Linked DNA regions of Homo sapiens: region 2 is linked to region 1. A link is a contact called in ENCODE Hi-C or POLR2A ChIA-PET data. All regions are on one chromosome and are shown on one strand. The core of a region is the stretch at or near the end of the contact, and the rest is flanking DNA. Distances in the headings are between cores, read along the strand shown.

Region 1 (6,442 bases), core at 267-2,766:
ATACTAGGTCTTGCTTCTTCTATCAAACTGTGTATTTGTATCCATTAATGAACCTCCCTTTGTAAGTATGATGTAAGCAATCCTTACTTGGCTACACTATAAGCTTCAACAACAAATTAAAAAATGATTCACATTATAGAGCATTTATACATGCCTTTTCATCTTCCAAGTGTGGTAAACATTAATTAACCCTGGCTAATTAAAACAGCCACAGTTGACACATTTACTCATTAATCAGCCTCAAGCAAATGCAAAGCATTAAACTCTTTCACGTTTTGGTACCAATTAAATGTTATTATTTTTTTTTTAATGAAGAGGTCATAAATTTAAGACATGTAGTTCTTAGATTTAAATTTGATAGTGGTTGAAAAAATTTGACAATAGTTCACATTCTTAAAAGTCAAGGAAAATAAAAACATAACCGCATTATGGGTTGAATTTTCCCCCAAAATATATGTTGAAGTCCTAATGCCTACACCTAAGAATACAGCCTTACTTGGAAACAGGGTCTTTGCAGATATAAGATGAGGTCACAATGGAGAAGGGTGGGCCCTTAATCATATTAGAGAAGACACAGAAACAGAGACATGGGGAGTAACACCATGTGAAGACAGAGGTGGAGATTGGAGGGGTGCATGTACCAACCAAAGGAATATCAAGGGCTGGCAGCAGCACTAGAGCAAGCGAAAGGCATGAAACAGATTCTCCCCTAGAGCTGTAAGAGGCAGTGTGGCCCTGGCAACACCTTGCTTTAGGACTTCTAACCTCTAGAATAATGAGATAATGAGAGTATATTTCTGTTGGTTTCGGCCATGCGGTTTGTGGTAACTGGTTCCAGCAGCCCTAGGAATCTAATACACTGCCCATGTAAGTGAATATTAGCTATTTGCTGATAAGACAAGAATTTCTGGTTATAATAAATATACTGGAATAGAATGTGGTTTCTTTTTTTTTGAGATGGAGTCTCGCTCCAGTCACCAGGCTGGAATGCAGTAGCGTGATCTCGGCTCACTGTAACCTCTTCCTCCCAGGTTCAAGCAATTCTCCTGCCTCAGCCTCCCGAGTAGCTGAGACTACAGGCGCCCGCAACCATCCCCGACTAATTTTTGTATTTTTAGTTGAGACGGGGTTTCACCATATTGGCCAGGCTGGTCTTGAACTCCTGACCTTGTGATCCATCTGCCTCGGTCTCCCAAAGTGTTGGGATTACAGGCGTGAGCCACAACACCCGGCCGAATGTGGTTTCTTAGTGAGTCCTTTACTCAAGGCTGGAATTAAACAAAGGAGATGAATCACGAGCTCTATGATAATAGTCTAATAGTCTAATCTAGCCCTCTTAAGTGCAGAGATGTTTTCCCTCTGAACACCCGTGTGTTTCAGCTCTGTTCCTCTTCCAATGCCCTTCCACAGGGAACAAATCCTTTCTTGACCACCAATGGCTGCATGACTTATCCTGAGAAGATCATGGGGATTTTGGATGCCAGGTCAACCCTTACACTCAGCAAGGAAGTGGAAGGGCCTCAGTTTCAAACACTTTGTAAACACAGAGGTTAGGTCATTTCCTCTCCAATAAGCCAGAAGCTGAGCTGTCCCTGGCAGCAAACTGTGTGTCAAATGCCTGGCGGGTTTCAGGTTTTACTAACTCCAGAGTGACGAAACATCACCACCTCTAATGCCAGAAAGAAGTCAGCTGTTGTACCTGTGTCACAACTAAATTTACTGAAGTCAGGGCAGCTGAAGTAATCTATAAAACTTAGCATGTCAATTTCAATTTAGCGTTCACATTCAACAAATTGTGTATTTAAAAAAAAATCTCCAGTAGTCTAAAAGTTTTCATTTTATTCTTGTGTAAAATCTGGAAGACTGGAATAGAATGTTTTATGGTATGAGTGTTTAGTAGCAACATTAGGTTAACTGTGACCTTTTGGCTCAAGACATGAGAAAATATAGCTAACAATGCTTGGTTATGGGTTTGTCACACTATACTTTGTTATACTATCCAGCAGTATCCACCTGCTTTAACAGTGTGGATACACTAAAAACTAATTTAAAAAAATCTGGGCTGGGCGCGGTGGCTCACACCTGTAATCCCAACACTTTGCGAGGCCGAGGCGAGTGGATTACAAGGTCAGGAATTCGAGACCAGCCCGATCAACATACTGAAACCCCGTCTCTACTAAAAATACAAAAATTAGCTGGGTGTGGTGGTGCGCGCCTATAATCCCAGCTACTCAGGAGGCTGAGGCAGGAGAATCATTTGAAACCGGGAGGCGGAGGCTGTAGTGAGCCGAGATCGTGCCACTGCATTCCAGCCTGGGCAACAGAGTGAGACTCTGTCTCAAAAAAAAAAAAAAAAAAAAAACCTGTCAAATCCCTCCATACAAGTGTATGCACTTCACATACCAAGGAGGTCTAGGATTTGAAGTTCATCAAGGCCGAGTTTAGGCTGCCAGACCACAACCTCGTTTTAATGCCTTAGGTGCAGAAACAGGAGAAATAATACCTTCCATGCCTCCCCTGACTAGCTTTAGGATAAAGAAGCTGTGCACTAAATAGACAGTAGCTGAGGAACGATGAAGAGGATCTACCCAAAGTATGAATAAGCCAACTGCTATGGATCGAACTGTGTGCCCCTGAAAATTCATGTATCAAAGCCCTAACCCTCAAGGGACCTTTGGAGATCAGACCTTTAAAGAGATAATTAAGGTTAAATGAGGTCATGGGGGTGTGACTCTGATCCAATAGGACAGGTGTCCTTATAAGAAAAGGAGGAGGCCGGGTGCGGGGCTCACGCCTGTAATCCCAGAACTTTGGGAGGGCAAGGCAGGTGGATCACCTGAGGTCGAGAGTTCGAGACCAGCCTGACCAACATGGAGAAACCCTGTCTCTACTAAAAATACAAAATTAGCCAGGCATGCCTGTAATCTCAGCTACTCGGGAGGCTGAGGCACGAGAATCGCTTGAACCCAGGAGGTGGAGGTTGCAGTGAGCCAAGATCGTGCCATTGCACTCCAGCCTGGGCAACAAGAGCGAAACTCTGTCTCAACAAAACAAAAGAAGAAGAGGAAGAGACACCTCTCTTTCTCTCTGAGAAAGACCATGTGAGGACATGATGCGTAGGTGGCCATTTGTAAATCAAGGAAGAGAGGCCTCCTCAGAAACCGACCTGCTGGTACCTTGATCTTGGACTTCCAGCCTCCAGAAGCATGAGAAAAATAATTTCTGTTGTTGAAGGATTCAGTCTGTGGTATTTTGGTATTTTGTTATGGCAGCCCTAGCAGACTAATGCATTTATCTAGTCACACTCAGACAAAAGAAAGAGCACAGGTCAGAATAGCTTTTTCTAGAGGATTCTGTTTTCTTTCTTTCTTCGGCTTCTTTTTCTTTTTTTCCTGAAGGCAATAGCTGAATCTGAGAGTAACAAGGGGCTCACCAGGGATGTGCAAGGAATTTCTTGTACTGCCCCTTTCATGGAAATGACAAGGAAGTGATTTATTTCAGATGTGACTCAGTTCAGGATTTGAAAGCACATGTGACAAATGGTCAAGTAAAGAAAAAGCTTTTCTTTTTCTTTACTTGACCATTTGCCACGCAAGTTCCCAAGTTCTTCCTCCCTATCTTGCTTCATTACAGGCAGTGGGAAAAATCCAAACAGCTTCCCCCTGTGTCTGGGACATCTCCAGCTCTGTGGTGTATTTACTTTGAAGGAACAAAAAAGGGGATAGTATATGACTTCCATCCCAAGTCACTATAGGATATACTTTAAGAAACAAGGGAGTTTAAATTGCTCTGCTGTATAACCTGCAAAATTCATCTCCTACTGCAGAATAGAGTGAGTTGCTTCTCAGGATTCGCACCTGGAGTTGGTATTCAGCACATGTTTTCTTTGTAACATTTCTGTCAATTCTCTAAAAAGACCACACTTTTTGAGCTGGCACTAGGCTCTCTGACAATCTTCCAAGACGAAGCTTTTACAGTCCATCATTTACAATGCTGACAACTCCAGGCACATTTTGTCAATTTTCCCTTTCATCTCTTATTAAAATAAAATAATATCACTTTGGATTTGAAGAGAGCCTAAATGGATAATTCTTTAAGCAGAATGTCAGTATCAATGATAGAAAGGGAAGAATCTAAGAGGGAGGTAAATGTTCTATAAGTAGAGAAGTAGGTTCACAATTTCTGAAACAGCAAATCAAACAGCAAATGGGGGAAAGTTATGAAAGGCAGAATTTTGTGACTCAAGCCCATCTTATGCTTATACAGTTTTTTGTTTTTGTTTGTTTTGAGATAAGGTCGTCCCTCTGTCACCCAGCCTGGAGTGTAGTGGTGCCGCCAGGCCTCACTGCAACCTCCAACTCCTGGGCTCAAGTGATCCTCCAACCACAGCCTCCTGACTAGCTGGGATTACAGGTGTGTACCCCTAAACCCAGCTTATTATTTTTTTGACTTTTTGTAGAAACAGGGTCTCCCCATGTTGCCCAGGCTGGTCTTAAACTCCTGGGCTCAAATGATCCTCCTGCCTCAGCCTCCCATAGGGCTAGGATTACAGGTGTGAGCCACCATGCCTGGCCTTTTATACTGTTTATTCCCTTTAGATACAGTTAATGGACATTAATAAGCAGTTTATGCCAATCCCTTTTCATAGCTAATAAGAAGTCTTATCTTGGATAAATAAAACCTAGCCACTAATGCTGCCACACCCAAATAAACTCTCTATGCATCTGAACTTCTTGAGGTTAATAATGCTTCATTGTAATATTTTATAAAATCACCACTTTGGAAGTGAACACCACTAGAAATTCACATGGCCAGTTTATAGATGGGGACTGGGGGAAGCAGGGAGGATCTCTGCAATCCAGTAGTTAGGCTCTGCCAGAATGTATTTAGAGTTGTCTCTAAATACATTCTGAGTCTCTGCTTCATTTTTTTTTTCAATGAAAATGACAATGTCTGTCATCCCATGTTCAAGACAAATATAACAAGTTTCTAAGAATCCTTATATTTTTGTTATTGCATATAAGCATGAGTTTTAAAAACCTCTGAATGTTTAAAGGATCACCTGGGGGAATAAGAAAAATGCAGATCTCTGTAGGTCTGAGGTAGAGCCCAAGAATCTGTATTTTTAACTAGAATTCCTCTAAATTACTGTGCTTCACTTGGCCCCAATTACACATTAGGAGACAATGATTTCAGGATGACAATCAGCCTTTTCCATCCAAGGACTTAAAGCAGCTAAACCGAAGACACCGACAAATACCAGATACTTTTCTCAGTCTACTGGCTGATGGCACAAAAGTGCAGAAGTCACGTAGGGCAGTATGGAAAGCTCGAGCTAGGACTGGAGTCAGCGAGAGACGCTAGCTTCCCCTGTTCGTGGATTCCGAAGCCTCAAGCCCACATTAACAAGGCCTTAGACGACAGTAAACACCCAGACTCAGGCTCCTACAGAGGGCCCCCAGTTCTGCTCTAATATACCTATTTTTCTTTAAATAAAAAACATCTGATTTTTGCACCCCAGGTATTTAAAGACACACTTTGATTTCTGAAAGGCTTTTGACCACACATGAGGAACTCCTTGGGCCTTGACCATTTTTAGCACTTTCACAGTTTCTGATTTTGATCAAGCCACTTAATCACCCAGGATTCTGAATCTGAAAACCAGGAGGGTTTAATTCCACTTTCATGTTCCCTTGAGGAGCTGTTGGCAGCAGGATGAAGGCAGGTCCATACAGAACATGGGAAGGAAGCCAGGAAGCCAGCTTTTCCTTTCACATCAAAGAGATCTAGAAAGCAAAACCTGTCTCACATTTGCATACAATATTAGACTTACATATGGATGCCATGTCTGTCAAAAGACAGGCTAATTAGGGCATTAGTTTCTTTAATGGTTGCGATTTAGTAATTCACAAATAGTCCCACTTAATTTTTCATCCTATACCTAAAGGATCTACTTCACACTTGAAGTTTAAGAAGGCTTCTCCCTTAAGATAGAAAGAAGGCATTCAAGTATCAAAATACTGGTTTCCTGCCAAAAAATAAGGGATGAGAAAAAGCAGACACTTAGCTTATCAATCAAAATGCTGGCAGGGAAAGACTACTGGATTACCAAGTTCATTCCCCTAGCCTGCACTGATTCCTCTTTTTCTCTAAAGTTTCTTATTTTTTCAGTTTTTCTCATGATACTGACATTGCCAACCAGCAGTCTGGAAACTGTTCAGGTTGATTCTTAGCAGAAAATCGAGGGGCTCTCCTGTTACTGTTAATATCCTTAAAACACTTAAATTTGGTTAGTTTGCTTCAAGCATTCTCAGTATATTACAAAAAAAAAAAGTACTCAAGAATTTCTAGACTTTATTTTGACTGACATCAGCTACCCTAATGAACAGGAGGGGACAACAGCAAGGTATATTAGGAGCATCTCCTTCCTTTTTAATCAGAA
Region 2 (5,914 bases), core at 1,868-4,367, 180 kb after region 1:
AACCCAACAGAGGACTTAGGTCCTTACAACAAAAAAACAAAACAGGTCTTAGATTGAACCAAGTCATGAGTGCAAAAGCTGCTGGCAAAATCTCTAGAGCCATGTTTTCAAGTAACTTTTCCAATATTTAACGAAATTCTGCCTTTACATTGCCAGATGGTTAAGTCAAAGCAGCCGATGCCAAAATATCCAGATCATCTGCAGAAATAGCTAGAACCCCTCAACTCCATCTGAGCCCCTTGCCACTTCCTGTGACTTCCATGAAACTGGGGGGTCTCATTCTCTGACAGATGCAAAGCAGCAGGCTAAGTAGAATGCTCTATAAATTTAAATTTCACAGCTTTCCTGAGGGATTAAGAGGAAATTCATTGTCTTGATCTTAGAAATCGAAATGCAAATGTTGTCAATCTTACTGAAATAAGTAGTATAGATAATAACACTGCAAAAACATTAAAGAAAGTCAAATAATAATCAGATACCTGTGGATAAGGCCCTACATCAGATGCTATGGAGGGCCCTGCCCGTAAGGAATGTACAATCCACTAATGGAATCGCCATTGTTCCCACAGTACTTTATTCTGTTCACCTTCCGAATTCATTCCTGTCCCAAAGATTTCCAGTCTTGGCAGCATGTTGTTAACTGTACGGAGACACTAATGAGCCTTTACCATAGCTGGTAAATATTCTGTTGAAACAGTCTCCTCCTCTGCCTCAAACTCTCTCTGTACTTTTGTTTATCCACAATCTGTTCATTACAATGTCTAAGGAAAGCGTTCTACCTTCTTGTCAATACAAATGCACTTGATTCCATTTCCTCCCCGCAAGGAGAGGAAATTGACAATTTCTCTCCCCAGGGTAGCCAGCCTCCAAGAAGGCCCCCAATAGTCCCTGCCTCCTGCTATTCATGGACCCTGGGAAACTCCACAATGTATCAGGGTCTGTCTGTGCAACAAATGGAGTACAGCAGAAGTGATGATGGTGTAACTTCCGAGCATGTATATATTAGACTTAAAGATGCTGCAACTCTTTTAAAAACAAACCCTTTGCTACCAGAAAGGTCACTGAAGGGCATGATGATGTGTAACATCCAAAACAAGGTCATGAAGGGCATCACAATTCTTCATTGCTCTCTGGGATCACTCACTGTGAGGGAGGTCATCAGCTGCCATGTTCTGAGACATTTGGTGCTAAAACCAGGAAAGTTTTTGGCAAAATACACTGGATCACCCTACCTGACAAACCAAGTAAATGCTTCATTTTTTTTTCCTCTTTTGACTTAACTTCCTTTGATTTCTTCTATTTTTCACTTTGTCATCCTCCCTGCTTCTTGACTTTACAGCTATTTTAATGTCATCTGTTGGCATATGTGTGTATGCTGACTATCAAAAAGTGGTAATTTTTTAAACATTTTTTTCAAATAAATTTATTATGACCCTATAATTGTCTCATGTTCTTGCCATTTTTTAATGCCATCTGTTGGCATATGTGTGTATGTTGACTACCAAAAAGTGGTAATTTTTAAAACATTTTTTTCAAATAACTTGATTACGGCGCTATAACTGTCTCATGTTGTCTTCATTTTAACAATGAGAGTTTAGACTAGAAAATATATGCTTCAGTTCCTGTCAGGTTTTCCACCAGATGAGATTTAATATTAACTTTAAAAATAAATGTTTGGAGAATCGTGATGATTAACATGCTCTATTTTCTTCAAGTGGAGATCATTTAATAATTTAAACTGCGAATCCTCAATAATAGGGTAAGCTGTTGAATTAGAAATTGTAAAATTGGTTGTGTGTATAGATCTTCTTACATTTGACATTACAAGAGGCCCTTCACAAATAAATATCAACTCACAAAAGCCATGTTTCTCAAGTAAAATTTTTTCCCCCCGAACCAACACCAGATGTGTATATGGAAATCAGAGCAATTAGCTTGGAGATACAAATTGAACCAGAAACCTTCCTATTCTTACTGAAGCCCATCTGCAAACAATTCCATGCTTTCACTACATATGCCTGTCTCCCTGAATTAAAACAAGACAAACAACTCACGGCATCCTCACCTGCATCAAATAACCCATTTATGAAACAAAGCCTGGTTGCTAAGCGCAGCCACTCCCTGGCATTCAGCCAGAAGGAAATGTGGCCACATTAAACATTGCCATCCAAGGGTTAACTCCCTTTTCCTGAGTGAAGCCTCCAAGAAATGACTTAATAAATGATACACAGGGTCCTATTCAGGATCTGTTAATATGGACACTCTTAAAATTGAAATCTTTTAAGATTCAATTTACCTGCCAAATACCTGAAATCTGGCAGGTATTTGCTGCCAGTAAAAAAGCACAGTCTTACAAAGTCATCCTAAAGATAATTATTCCTAATTTTTTAAACATTTTTATTTTCTAAAAGAAAAGAAATATAAATACCTTAGTAGATGGGAAATATAACCACTTAACTACTACATTTTAGTTCTATTTATGTCTTAACACTATTCTAAGGTGAGTTAAGATTACTTTGCAAAAATCTAAGACAACATTTAAAAGATGAGAACTGTGATATAACTGGCCGTTTGTGGTCTATGCTTTTCTAAGACTGAATATGAAGGTAATTCTTGTAAACTGAATGACTTGCCACTGACATCATAAAACTGGAGATGCTTTCCCATGGGAAAACAGTGTTCCTGACAATGAACAAAATAACCAGCTAAAAACAATGAAGCATTCATAAATTGCCTCAAAAGCAAGAGGCTGTTTACCAAGTGCTCTGAACTACAGAGACGTACATATCAAACTTAAAAATGCTACAAGTCTTAAAAACAGAAAGAAAATATTTTTGTTACCAGAAAAAAAATATTTTTGAGCCACAATATAAAGAATACTGAAGTGAAATGGACTTTCCAAAGCAATTTTTAGAAATGGCTTTAAAAGAGGCTTAAGGGGATAACATAAACGAATATAAACATATATACCTAATCTGGACCAGTCTGCAGATGTGAATCTGGAAACCCTACGCCTACAGTTGCTACAATTTTCAATTAAATGCAAAGCCACCTTCTTGAACAAGTTCTCTTGTTGTCCTTTCAAACAGGGTGTTCCCTTTCTCCAAAAAGTTTCTCTCTGTTATCATCTAGGAGATCAAAATTCCTTATAGAGCAGGCTTGGCAGCATTCCTCCCCAACAGGGTCTCAACTAGGAGGGAAAAGTGAACAAGGAGCTCTCTGTTTTGCTAGCTGAGAGGTCCTGTTTGGCAAGGAGAGGGCACAGATCCATAGCTTAGTTGCATCCGTGGATTTATGTAATTTTAAGGTTTCTGGCTAATGAAAGCCATCTGTTTTCTGCATTTGAACCACCCGCTGACTAGTCTAAATAGCTGGCCTCATATAATGAAGTATTTGGTACTTTTTAATCAGTTCAAACTTCTTCGAGTCAGATTCTTGCATAATCTCAGTATTTTTTTTTGGATACACTGTCACACTCCACCACCCAGACTAGAGTGCAGTGGCATGATCTCGGCTCACTGCAACCTCTCCGCCTCCTAGGTTCAAGCTATTCTCCTGCCTCAGCCTCCCAAGTAGCTGGGACTACAGGCCTGTGCCACCACGCCCAGATAATTTTTGTATTTTTAGTAGAGACAGGGTTTCACCATGTTGGCCAGGCTGGTCTCGAACTCCTGGCCTCAAGTGATCCTCCTGCCTCGGCCTCCCAAAATGTTGGGATTACAGGCATGAGCCACTGTGCCCAGCTTTGTAGCGATACTATTTCTATCACATCCATGGTTTCCTGACATAAATACTGGATTCCCTTAACCTGGGCATAATTCAACTATACCCCACAAGAGTGCTTTACATTTTCATATTAAAACATTTAAATTCTCCATTGTCAAATGTAAAGAACTATTTTCTAGAATCATAATCTAGAAAATCTGAGTGAACCCCTTTCAGGGGAATAATTCATCTGTAGGGTTTTCTTTTAAATGCCAAAAAAGTATTTCCAGTGTAAGCGGAACATCTGCAGTTGCTCATTTCATCACTAACAGAGAACTGAAATTAAAATCAGAATCACAAAAGTGGACCATAAGAGGGAGGAAAGGGCACCAGGTAAGGATATGTCCAAGGCCATGGGGTTATAGGGACAGAGAAGGGAATTCAACCTATTCCGTCAAGGGTTCTGTTAATGTGACCGGGCTGTCTCTCAAATTAAAATGGAAAATTGCAATTTTCCAAGGCTTTGCCCCTGTGTGTGTGTGTGCATGTATTTGTGGTGAGCAAAAATAGAGAAGCTATTAAAAAAGAAAAATAAAATGTGATGACTGAAACTGCAAGTGGTTTCTATTTACCCTTGTGGAGAGTTGCCACATCTATTCACAGCCACTATTTGCTACACAATTATTTCAGAGCTTGAGTTTCGGCTTAAAAAATGATTTGCCATGAAAGCGAATAGGAGAAAAACAATTCCTTTCAGAGGAGTAATCTACATATTTCACTCCTGGAAACCTGAAATTCTTTTTGGGTCACTGTTGATCTGGCTTCTAATTACAAGCTATCCTCCCTTGATGTTTTTCACGGCCTCTGTTGATATTAGATTGGTGCAAAAATCGCAATTACTTTTGTGCCAACCTAATACCAAGCTTTTTTACTACTCAAAGGATAGATGTTCTCAAGTTGACCCAAAACTCCTACCCACTCATAAGAAGGCCAGTAAGTCATGCTTGCTGCTGGTGCCCAGTAGGAAATCAAGAGGTCCCTCAATAGGAGTCTTTGTTATTCACTACTCGTGAAATTAATAACCAACATTTGAAGCATGCATTTAGGCAGGACCCAGTAAGAGTGGCATCTACTGCTAGGACTGATATAAATGAATATAAAAGTGGAATTACAAAAAATAGAGCCTTATGCATGGCAAACAAACTCTTAGCCTCAAAAACAGTTTACAATCTAGTCAATGTCCATTTAGTCTTAAAAGGTGAATGTTTTCTTTTAACTTCATATATATACATACACACACACTAACATATATGAAACCATACACATACTATATAGTATGTGATGAAATGAGCGAGATGTAAAAAGTTCATCTCTTTCATTCTGTCTTTACAGTTTTTCTGTGTGTCTTTTGTTTTGTTTCGTTTTCTGAGACAGAGTCTTGCTCAGTCGCCCAGGCTGGAGTGCAGCGGGGTGATCTCGGCTCACCGCAACCTCTGCCTCCTGGGTTCAAGCGATTCTTGTGCTTTAACCTCCTGAGTAGCTGGGACTACAGGCGTGCACCACTACGCCTGGCTAATTTTTGTATTTTTTAGTAGAGACGGGTTTTTGCCATGTTGCCACTCCTGACCTCAAGTGATCTGCCCGCCTCGGCCTCCCAAAGTGCTGGGATTATACGCATGAGCCACAACGCCTGGCCTGTCTTTAAAGTTTTACTGACATGTCTCATACAGTCACCAAAGGGAAAAAAAAATGAAAAAAAAATATATATATAGTATTTGAGATCTTTATCCTATTCTGACTCTCTCAATATTGCCATATCTCATCAGCCTTGACCTTGTGAACATGCAGATAGAAAAAGGGTTAGAGGCAAAAATCAAAGACCTACTAAGGCCTTTGCTCATTATCTCATTTGACTCAGAAAAACCAAGATAAGTCACTTCCACATCTATTTAGATAATCAGAAGGGCTCAAAACCCGCCTAGAGTCTACTCAAGAGTGTTATTCCAAAGCACATGCTTGCTTTTTGACAGAACAAGCCAGCTGGCATTCCTGGTACTAGATGTCAAGCTTTTTTAATTCTTCAATCTTGAATATTATTTTCAAGTAATTTTTCCCCCATGGCAGTACTATTTTGCATGTCTTTGTTACTGGCTTTTAAAAAAATTACTTTTAGAGCAAGTAAAACGGGAAGCAAACCCACAGCTTAAAT

Evidence for each region. A loop is a pair of places that touch in the nucleus more often than their neighbours do. ChIA-PET counts read pairs that join two places held with the same protein, here RNA polymerase II (POLR2A).
Region 2: a map of PC-9 shows a loop between it and region 1 (15-fold over the local background). The contact joins two enhancer-like sites. A Hi-C loop is called at or near these places in 1 of 168 maps with a recorded cell type or tissue (PC-9). POLR2A ChIA-PET finds 5 or more read pairs at or near these places in 3 of 52 experiments (H1, Panc1 and activated CD4-positive, alpha-beta T cell).

The regions. Positions count from the first base shown.
Region 1 is chr21:25,933,500-25,939,941 of GRCh38, forward strand. The region is part of intron 13 of APP (amyloid beta precursor protein); the gene reads right to left. Among named protein-coding and RNA genes, the nearest start is that of GABPA, 200 kb to the left of the region's middle. Within about 2 kb of position 1,517, at least 22 of the 41 ENCODE cell types and tissues checked have a DNase peak (open chromatin) inside an H3K27ac peak, as active enhancers do; they include PC-9, where a contact is called at or near this core.
Region 2 is chr21:26,113,439-26,119,352 of GRCh38, forward strand. All of the region lies in intron 1 of APP (amyloid beta precursor protein), which reads right to left. Among named protein-coding and RNA genes, the nearest start is that of APP, 54 kb to the right of the region's middle. Within about 2 kb of position 3,118, at least 11 of the 41 ENCODE cell types and tissues checked have a DNase peak (open chromatin) inside an H3K27ac peak, as active enhancers do; they include PC-9, where a contact is called at or near this core.